Regions from separate parts of the Homo sapiens genome. Here region 2 is linked to region 1. Evidence: chromatin contacts called from ENCODE Hi-C or POLR2A ChIA-PET data. All regions are on one chromosome and are shown on one strand. Each heading gives the region's core, a stretch centred on a gene start or an enhancer-like site at or near the end of the contact. The rest is flanking DNA. Distances are from core to core; before and after follow the strand shown. Region 1 has its middle 48 kb from the start of TMEM170B. Region 2 overlaps HIVEP1 (HIVEP zinc finger 1).

Region 1 (5,255 bases), core at 1,939-4,438:
GGTGTTTGACTCTTGGTGATAAATCTTTTCAATTCATTCACTATGGACTCAAATGTCTTCTCTTGCCTTTTTGTCAATTTTTCTGGCCCTGTTTTACCTACAGATTTAGGAGTTAGTGCTTAAAAGCTGAGAGGCGACCAGCTTGGCCAACGTGGTGAAACCCGTCTCTACTAAAATACAAAAAAATTAGCTGGACGCTGTGGTGTGTGGCTGTAGTCCCAGCTACTTGGGAGGCTGAGCCTGGGAAATCACGGGAGGCGGAGGTTTCAGTGAGCCAAAAACGTGCCACTGCACTCCAGCCTGGGCGACAGAGTGAGACTCTGTCTCAGAAAAAAAAAAAAAAAAAAAGGTGTGAGGCATAAAGTCTGGTTAATAGACTTGCCTAGGATCAATCCTGGGCCACATAGCATCTACTTCTGAGTTACCGTTTAAAGAAACATGCTATCAATTTTATTAATAAGGAGCTACCATTTGTTGAGTGCTTCTTATCTGTTAAAGACACTTCCTATGTATTCTTTAACACTTAAGGTAACCCTTCAAGTGATATGTTTTATCGCCGTTTTATAGATGAAGCATTTGAAGTTAAGAGAAGGTAGGAATCTGCTCAAGGCCACAGAGCTAATAATTGCCGGGCTGGGGTTTTCTTGCTCGATTACCTGCTTCCCCCAACATAACTATGTTGTGTTGGTGTCTACAGAGTATTTTGGGAACTCTTACCTGTAATGAGATAATATCTCATTACTGTAAAAAACCAGATGAAATTATGTGGTCTTGAAAAATTATCAACCGAGGATTTGAATTGTCAAATTTATGCATATTTTGAATGTTTGGGATTTCTCAGGGAAGTGCTAAGTACCCAACTAGATTCAACTGCTATCTTGCCTGTGAAGAGATTGGAGCTGACAGAGCCAGTCACTATAAATGTTTCAAATCTTGCTGGAATGAAAACTAGCTTCACTTTAAACATTGCGCAAGCATAATGGAAGTAAACGTTTTTTCACATACACTGACCTACTCATTCCACGTAATTACTCCGTGGAAATATATTTTCTTCTTCCTTGGTAATTTTTTTTATTCATTCACACTAATCATAAAATTATTCAATACATTTTCTCCCTGGCCATGAATGTTAACATCTTGGACAAAATATAAATCTTGAGATCCCAAAAAAGTTTTCTATTTTAGTTCTAGTATCTTTTTTGGCCCTTGAAGTAATATTTTTGTAATTTAAAAAAATAAGTCAGTTTTCTTTGGGCATTTTGTTATTTGCAGAGCATTCAAATAAGACATTAAATTTCGGATTTACTTATTTCAGATTTAATGAGTGATTGATGAGATCTGACTCTGTTGCCCAGCCTGGAGTGCAGTGGTGTAATTAGCTCACTGCAGCCTTGACCTCCTGGGTTCAAGTGATCCTCCCTCTTCAGCCTCCCCAGTAGCTAGGAATACAGATGTGCACCACCATGCCTGGCTAGTAAATTTCAGATTTATCACCACCTACATTGGACAAAACTACAGGGAAAGGTAATTAGAAGAAAGACGCTTTAGTCTTAAACTGAGCCTTGTGTTTACCATTATGAATGAGTCCTAGTCAGGCTTGTGGAGAAACATTTCAGATTTACTGAATACATCCTTACACCATCTGTGTTTTGCAGTTGAACCTTTATTATTTTGTTTTTGAGAGTGGATCGCTCACTGTGTTGCCCAGGTTGGTCTCGAACTCCTGGGCCTAAGCAGTCCTTCTCCTTAGCCCCTTGAGTAGCCGGGATTACAGGTGTGTGCCACCATGCCTGGCTTCAAACCCTTATTAGCTCATAAAATACTACATCAAGCTTCTGGGTGCAGAGGGGAAAGTAAACAGGATCCATGGCACCCACTCTTTGAGGACTAAAAATTGGGTTTGCCTCTAGCTTCCAAATGGAAACTTAGGAATCTATCCTGTCTGCTCTTAATTTTCTATGATTCATTGTCACTAGGCATTCTTCTTTTGGACAATTTTATGAATATTTTTCAGGCTCAGAAAGTTCTGGGGACTGATTGGCAAAATGTAATTGCATCAGGTGGTTTTCTTGTAAAGCAAGAGTTCCGTCACTAGATGGTGCAGTGGTTCTATTTTATTTTTCTCCTTGCTTTTGCCTTGGACATTACCTATGAACTGAAATTAACTGATTGTTACTTTTGGATTCATTTCCATATGATACATTTAATGTTTTTTTTCCAAAAGAAATGCACACCAGAAAATTAAATATGAGAAAAATTAAGGTTTCTTCATGTCATCACTAGCCAATGTAACTTTCCAAAGAATTATTAAGATAGGTTGTTTGCAAATTAGAAACAACCTATCAGGATTGTTTGCAAATTAGAAAATCACTTTAGTTTATGATTTTTGTAAGTCATTAATCTAGACTTTGATTTATATATTTTTCTTAAATTCCAACTCAATGCATAATGGTTTTATCTAATTTATTTATTTTACCTAGTGTATTTTATTTATTATTTAGAGAGAGTCACACTGTGTTTGGTGCCCAGGCTGGTCTCCGACTCCTAGCCTCAAGCAATCCTCCTGCCTCAGCCTCTCAAATAGCTAGGATTACAGATGCAAGCCTTGATATCTTAGTATCTAATTTAGTAGTCTACGCTTTCTTAGTGACATTTAGTTATACAGTTGGTCAACTTGGGGTTACGCACACATAGTGCAATCTGCCTTGTGTCATGAGACTCGGTTTTAAATTCCTGCTCTACCACTTAGTAATTGAACTTGTCCAAGTCATTTAACTTCTGCAACAGTCAGTTCTCACATTAGTAAAATGGAATGACATCTCATGTTGCACGCAGTGAGTGCTTAGAAAATAACCTTTGTCCCATTGCCCTCTTTCAATGTATTGTCTGCACATAGAGGGATGATGTCCTTCCAGCCTTTGCTAGAAGTTTTGGTAATAAGTTCAGGCACTTCTGTTTCAAAGACAGAGCCAGATTCTGTCCTGACAGAGAACAGTGCATTTTTAGGGAGGATTTGTTTTAGATTTAAACTGTCCCGTTGAACCCCGCACTGCTTTTGCAACAAAGCCTGCTGAGGGAAATTTTAGAAACATACCTCAGTGGGAAAGAGCCTAGTTAGAAAGCAGGATGAATAAACTTGCTCAGCTAGCAAATTCCTCGCATTCTCTAAACCAAATATGTACAAGATGAGGAAGCCAAGGCGGCCAGCATAAATGAATCCTGAAAGATGGCCGGGACTTGCCCATCAGCTGTGCACATAGTCACCAACCACTGCAGATCCTGTTGCTAATGAGCTGCTCTGCTTTGTTTACTATGCTACAGAGACAAACTATTTAGTTCAAACTCAGAGAGGGAGGGTTGGTCTTTTCAGCTCCAGAGTTCTGGTTGTAAAAGCGCGAGTTTTGTTTTCCCATAGTGTGGCCTACAGCAGCCATGGGGACACACGTGCCCCTGCACTCAGGGTCTTCAATCAGGACTGAACTTCAGACACCAGATGGCACATGCCTGTAATCTCAGCACTTTGGGAGACCGAGGCAGGCGGATCACTTGAGGTCAGGAGGTCGAGACCAGCTTGGCCAACATGGTGAGACACCCTCTCTATTAAAAATACAAAAAAATTAGCCGGGCATGTTGGCGGGCACATGTAATCCCAGCTACTTGGGAGGCTGAGGAAGGAGAATCGCTTGAACCCGGGAGATGGAAGTTGCAGTAAGCCGAGATGGTACCACTGCACTCCAGCCTGGGCAACAGAGTGAGACTCTGTTGCCAAAAAAGAAAAAAAAAAGAGGACCAAACAGATTTTCATAAAACTACACTTGGCTTACTTTTCGTGGGAATTGGTGTTGGTGGGTGACTCCAAAATGTGTTAAAAGAAGATGCTTGTGCTATCTTTGATGTGGAAAATAGGAGAAGGTACAGAGATGAGTGGGAGATGTAGGGTTGAGGAAACTACAATTTTGAGAGACTCATGACTTTTTTTTTTCTTTAAGTTCCGGGATACATGTGCAGAACGTGCATGTTTGTTACATAGGTATACGTGTGCCATGGTGGTTTGCTGCACCTATTTATTCATCCTCTAGATTCCCTTCCCTTGCCCCCCACCCACCAGCAGGTCCTGGTGTATGTCGTTCCCCTCCCTGTGTCCATGTGTTCTCATTATTCAACTCCCACTTATGAGTGAGAACATGTGGTGTTTGGGTTTCTGTTCCTGTGTTACTTTGCTGTGGGTGATGGCTTCCAGCTTCATCATGTCCCTGCAAAGGACATGATCTCATTCCTTTTTATGGCTGCATAGTATTCCATGGTGTATATGTACCACATTTTCTTTATCCAGTCTATCATTGATGGGCATTTGGGTTGGTTCCATGTCTTTGCTATTGTAAATAGTGCTGCAGTAAACATATGTGCATGTGTCTTTATAGTAGAATGATTTATATTTCTTTGGATATATACCCAGTATTGGGATTGCTGGGTCAAATGGTATTTCTGGTTCTAGATCCTTGAGGAATCACCACACTGTCTTCCACAATGGTGGAACTAATTTACATTCCCATCAATAGCGTAAAAGCATTTCTATTTCTTGAGACTCGTGACTTTTGAAAGCCCTGTGCATGTTACCTGAGAGGGGATGATATGAGACCTGGGTCTTCTCCCAGGTTCTGACCCTTTGTGCCCATGAGACCTCACATTAGACTTAATCTCTCTATGCCAATTTCTTCTTCAGTAAACCTGAAAACACATCAACTCTTTTTGCTTTCTCGTAAATGCAAGTTGAAACTTTTAACAGGACAGCATCAGTATAGACCTGTTATTCTCAGACTTTCCTAGGCCAGGACCAGTTTGGCTCCAAGCGTTTGACACTTAACATGTCCATGTAGTTCTGAGCCTTAGTCTACGTCCAGATTCATTTGAAACTTGTTTAACTTGGAGGATTTTTTGCAAGGTGAATGAGAAGGGAAGAAAATTTCAAATCTAAACTCTAACTTCTGTTTTTTTTCCCTTTTTTGCAATTCAACAAGGCAGAGGTATTATTCCAATTTTGCTGATCCAGAAACTGAGGCATACAGGTTACATGTCTTGGCCAACATCATACACAAACATATGTGTTCATATATGCACATGCAAGAATATATACACACACAGTGTCTTGATCTAAATTCAGCTTTTCACATAACTTCTGGCTTTTTTTTTTTTAAGACAGAGTTTCGCTCTTGTTGCCCAGGCTGGAATGCAATGGCGCGATCTTGGCTCACTGC
Region 2 (5,255 bases), core at 813-3,312, 560 kb after region 1:
GGTCAGTATAGGTATTGTTAATGTGATAATGGCATTTGTTTATTAATTTGTTATTTATTGGTTATTGGAGCAGATTACTAGAAGGTAATTCAAGTTTTTTGACTATTCTGTGTTCTCATCCTCAGTAATGATCATTCCAGGTTGATAAAGATCTGTTCTGTTTTTTAATAGCTCCAGAGGAGAAAAGTTTATTCTCTTTTTGAATGATTTTTTTTTTTTATGTATCACTTCGGCACCTATTCAATGTGTGCACAATTACTATCGCCCAGGAGCTCCTGGCTGATTACTATGATGTGGCATGAGCCCAAATTTGGCAAGGTTCACTTCCCAAGGCTGGAATCAGGGAAAGACCGGTGATGGCCAAAGTGGTCCCAGAAGGAAGGGAAGGAATTTATTTATCCCTACACTGCTGCATTTGGAAGGCTGTTGGTGAGGAGGGAAAGGAAGGGCAAACATTCTAGACCAAGGAGTTGCTTGACCGAAGACACACAGGTTGGGGAAGAGGAATAGGGTATAAGAGTGTGAATGGGACAGAAAAACAAGAGAGTTCCACAGGGCCCAAGGCTGGGAAGCAGGCTGGGGGACAGGTAATAGATGCTGTGCAGGGGAGTTTCAGCATGAGAACTGCCATTTCAGGTTTAAACTCTATTCACTGGGCTTGGATACAATGAACACCCCTGTCATGTCAGTTTATACCCATTTCTTCATGTTCTGACACTTGAAAACTATTATTTTTTAGATAGGATTCTTGAGTATTTTAATTTTTCTAAATAGTGACACATACAGTGTTTCTTTGATTACAAAAGTCTGAACCGAAGTTGTTTAAAGCTATTGCCCCTTTAGGACCACATATATCTGACTTTTATCCTGGGTTATGTTCTCAAATGTTCTGGAGACAAAAGATTATAGGGCTTTTAATCTGTGACCCTTGAATTTTCATTGTTGAGGTTTGTTGTTTGTTTGTTTGTTTTTTGCTGTTGCTGCTGTTTTATTTTGTAGTGGGAATTTAGACAGTAATGACAGAAAGAAGCATGTTTCATTAAGTGGATGATCCCATTCAGCAACAATAATACTAATACTCCCACAGAGCCAAAGCCTTTTTTCTGGGTGGATGAGTGTTTTATAAAAGAAGTACCTCAGGACTTCAGCCTCTCTCATTCTCCACCAGATGGAGTTTAACAGTTTGGATGGAAAGTCTGAAATGATTTTCCCTTGTGATATCCCGTTTTTTATGTCTATGTATAAATGTATAATGACTAATTTGGAAATAGCGCTATCAATTTATTAAACTAGGAAGCATTATTTCCCCTGGAATTAGTTTCTGCTCTGGCCCAGGATCACTGTGGTGTAGAACTTTCACCACAGAATAGCCTCTGGTAAAAGATGAGGCCTGTACTTGTCCTACTTTAACGCTTCTGTATATGTTTTAAAACCTTGCCCCAATCAACTCTATAAGAATGTTATAAAGAGAGCAGTGTGTTATGAAGTGTTTCATTTTACTAACAATTTTATTTTCCAAAGAAAAATGCAAATGATTACTATATTAGACATACAGTAGGAGTAGAAGAAGTGGCTGACTTAAAACATGATGAAGGAGAATAAAATGTTTCTGGTGCTACAGTTTCAAGTTTTGAAGTGGACAGCCCAGCAGAACAAAGCTAGGGAGACCTGGGGGCTGGTCACTGTCGAGTGAGCTCATGTGCCTGGTTCCCCCCTGCATCCTCTTCACACCCCGATGCGTCTCCACCTCCCTCATCATAGGGGATACCTGCCCCTCTTGGGGAGCAGGCTCTTGGCAGCAGCTCTTTTGAGAAGTGAGCCACTATGTAAAGCCTCTGCCATTCTTGAGAGTCCTGCCTGACAGTGTATTCTCCATTTTCTTAGCCCAGTCAGTGAGGATAAGTGAAAACATTGTATCGTGTAAAGTGGGATATTTTAACACACAAACTTGCTGTCTTTTCCTTTTAATGGTGAACAACCTTTTGTGGTATCATGGGGTCTTGATATCATCTCTCATCTTCTTAATCTAACATAATTCGAATATTAGTCATGTTACACAAACAGACTGCTAGAAACCACACCGGGATTTCATTTGCTGTGTGTCAACAGTAGAAATTCAGGACAATCCTCTGGTTTTGCCAGCAGTAAGTTTCCACAACAGTTATCAAAGTCAGCCTCTTTTATTCCAAACAGTGATTTTGGTGGCTTTTCAGACACCTTTCATTATGTCTTCACACCTGCAGTTATCGAAGGATGTCTGGTCTAGCTATATGAAAACTGAAAATCCAAAATAACCCAGGAAACTCTTTTATTTCCTGGGTTCTCCCAAACACAGTCGAAGTATGTCGTTTCATCATGCTAACAGATTATAGATGACTATTAGATAATATAGTGCTGAAAGAAAAATGTCCCACATCAGGAGCCACGTGTCTTTTCAGGAACCAGTACTATGAAACATCAAGTCTTGATCAGTATGAAAATTGTCTTCTCTGTTTTGGTAGGTACACTTCCTGTTTCCTAACAACAGGGTGGTAGTGACATCAGTAGTGGGGTCCTGCCGCATGTGAAGAGGGAATATTAGACTCAGCATGCTTTTCTGAAAGTGATGTATACTTGATACTAATAGGATATTTAAGAACATGCCTTATATGTTTGAGTCTTGATGATCTCTGACATGGAAAATGGGGTAAACCTTTTTTTAAAAAGGACAAAATTTGGGAGACCTGATTGTAAATCTAAAAAGTCACAACCCCTGCCAGAGTTTGCAGAACAGTAGCCAGAAACCTAAGGATTGTGTTTTTAGGTTTATAGGACACATTTGGGGGCTTAGTCATTTAACTGATCTTTTCTGTAGCATAAACATAATCATCACCAGGAAACGTCTCTGAGCTTTCATTCATTAAACAAAATGTACTAAACACTTAAGAGGCAGTCAGTGTTACTACAAAGCACCCCAGTATAGTACTTATTTTTTAAACATCATTACCACTTGGTAATATCTCCGTCAGCTCATAGCGTTCTGGAAAAAGCCCAGGTCTTATGCTGTGTTTGTGCTGAGTTGCTCCCTTACATGTGCATTGTTTTGTTTTTCACTAAAGGTTTTCTCCATATTTCTTTCTAATTAATGTCAGTGTTTTCCAAGCATTATCTTCAGTCTTTTCCTTTTAAGGATCCTAGACCTGTTCTCTACTCTGCCAACCACACCATACCCAGGTTATCATTCACCATCATATTGTGCCTGGTCCCTGGTTGATAAAGAGTGTTCATTAAAGGGTGATGTGAAAATGATGTGATGAAAGGCCACAGACCCCTTCTGAATTCTTTACCACCCTTAGCAACAGCAGGCTGCGCGGTACCTGTCTTATCTTTTAGCAGATGGAATTCATGTTCTAATTCTCAATGGAATAAATTAGGGGATGTTGGGAAACGTTTGCGTTTAATGAAGCAGGAGGAATTATACATTTTTATAAGCCAGCCATTAAAATGTGGACATTCGGCATTTAAAAGAAGTTTCTATTTAGTTTAAAACTAGCAACTTGAGCTGCAATGATAAGAAATGCTCATGGGAAGCCTAATCCCTCTGCTCCACTGCACATTCCCTTGTTTTCTTGCCATAAAACATGATATAGCCTCGGGAATTTTGTTCTCCTGTTCTTGGGGTATTAGTGACTACATTTTAGTTTTCACCTTTTGTGTCAAAATTCAAGCCGCCAGCAATTTGCTTTTCATCCTTTGATCCGAAGAATGTTTTCGTCAACAAATGCTGGACTTCAGTGCACGGAATGTTAATGTGTACCCTCAGCCGCCAGCTAGGAGAACCGTTTAATATGACGAAGTGCAGTGAGAAGCATTATTCTTGTTGGAGTTTAAGTACTTACAGTAAAGATGATGTTTGATCACAGGTTTTAAAACCTATATCACATTTACTCTTAAAAATAATTTAGGTGCATTTTTAAAAATTACTAGCAAAGCTTTTTTTCCAAATGAAACCTGTAGAATATATTATCATCGGGATTTTTATAGAACACATTATTACTCTTTTTAAGAAACACTTCCATGTGTAGAATATGAAACCATAATAGGCTTTAGGATTTATACTTAAAGCAGTGCTAATATTATTTTGAATGACACGCACGTGACACAGTATTTTGGTTTACTTCCTAAAGTTAAACATTAAACTCTGCCCCATTATGTTTTTAATGATGATTTTATCTTTAAAATATATATATATAATTGTATTCACATTCTTTAAAAAAATTTTTTCCCTAGGTTGCCATTGTTTATCTGGCTTTCAGAGCAATATTTCTAAACATATGTGAAAAACAAAAACAGGCAAACTTCAACAACAAAAGAAGGTTGCTACTGAGTGTACGTGGGCCAGGTTGCTACCCTCGGGAGCCCCTTCTCTCAGGGAGCCCCTCCTGCTGCTTTTGCGACTCCGACTCTTCCAGCAGGTGTCACTGTCTGGCAGCAGTGGGCGAGCAGGTTGCGGTTCACCTGACTCATCTTCAAATAATAACTTTTAAAATTTATCTTTAGGGAAGTTGTTTGACGTAAATGTATCAAAACTTTGACAAAAATGTTGCTACATCATATGCCTGATTTTTCCCTCATGAATTGAAATTCACAGAAAATAAAGGAATTAATCTTGTGCTGATATAAAATTTTATTGAGTATTAGAAACATTTGTTTATAATGAGAGGGGAATGTGGCTGGGAGGACATAATTAAATGAAACTTTTAGGACCATTTATTTATGAATTTGCTAAGCAAATATAGATTCCTTAGGTCTGTTCTAGAGTCTCTGATGGCTGCAAAGGGGTAAGCCACAGTGCTTACCCTCCTGAAGTATTAGTGTGTATTATACACACCAAGAAAGGAACAATTGTAATAGAAAAGGAGAAAGTCAGTGTATCTTATTGGCATAATGACAGGGCTCCTAAGTTCATAGAAACCTGTTTTTGAATCCTGGCTTTGATGCATTCTAATCATATACAGTACAAGCGTCTTAACTTCCTTGTGGACGATGGGTGTGGTATCAACTCTGTCATGGGTGGTAATTAGGTTTAAACCTGGAGGGTGATGTGGCATAGATGTTGGCAAACTTTTTAATGTCAAGGGCTGGATAGTAAATATTTTAGGCTTTGCAAGCCACCTATTCTCTGTCATGAATACTAAACTGTGACTGTAGCACAAAAGCAGCCACAGACAGTATATAAAGAAATGAGCCTGGCTGTGTTCCAATAAAACTTTATC

The links. Hi-C counts contacts between places; a loop is a spot of excess contacts on that map. ChIA-PET counts read pairs that join two places held with the same protein, here RNA polymerase II (POLR2A). Pooled maps may share reads with other maps.
Region 2: a map of PC-9 shows a loop between it and region 1 (16-fold over the local background). The contact joins two enhancer-like sites. A Hi-C loop is called at or near these places in 5 of 168 maps with a recorded cell type or tissue (Caco-2, IMR-90, MCF 10A and 2 more), 1 of 37 single-sample maps with no recorded cell type and 7 of 50 pooled maps. POLR2A ChIA-PET finds 5 or more read pairs at or near these places in 1 of 52 experiments (Panc1).

Annotation. Positions count from the first base shown.
Region 1 is chr6:11,583,528-11,588,782 of GRCh38, forward strand. No RefSeq gene overlaps it. Among named protein-coding and RNA genes, the nearest start is that of TMEM170B, 48 kb to the left of the region's middle. Within about 2 kb of position 3,189, at least 2 of the 41 ENCODE cell types and tissues checked have a DNase peak (open chromatin) inside an H3K27ac peak, as active enhancers do.
Region 2 is chr6:12,146,568-12,151,822 of GRCh38, forward strand. The region is part of intron 7 of HIVEP1 (HIVEP zinc finger 1); the gene reads left to right. Among named protein-coding and RNA genes, the nearest start is that of HIVEP1, 140 kb to the left of the region's middle. Within about 2 kb of position 2,063, at least 3 of the 41 ENCODE cell types and tissues checked have a DNase peak (open chromatin) inside an H3K27ac peak, as active enhancers do.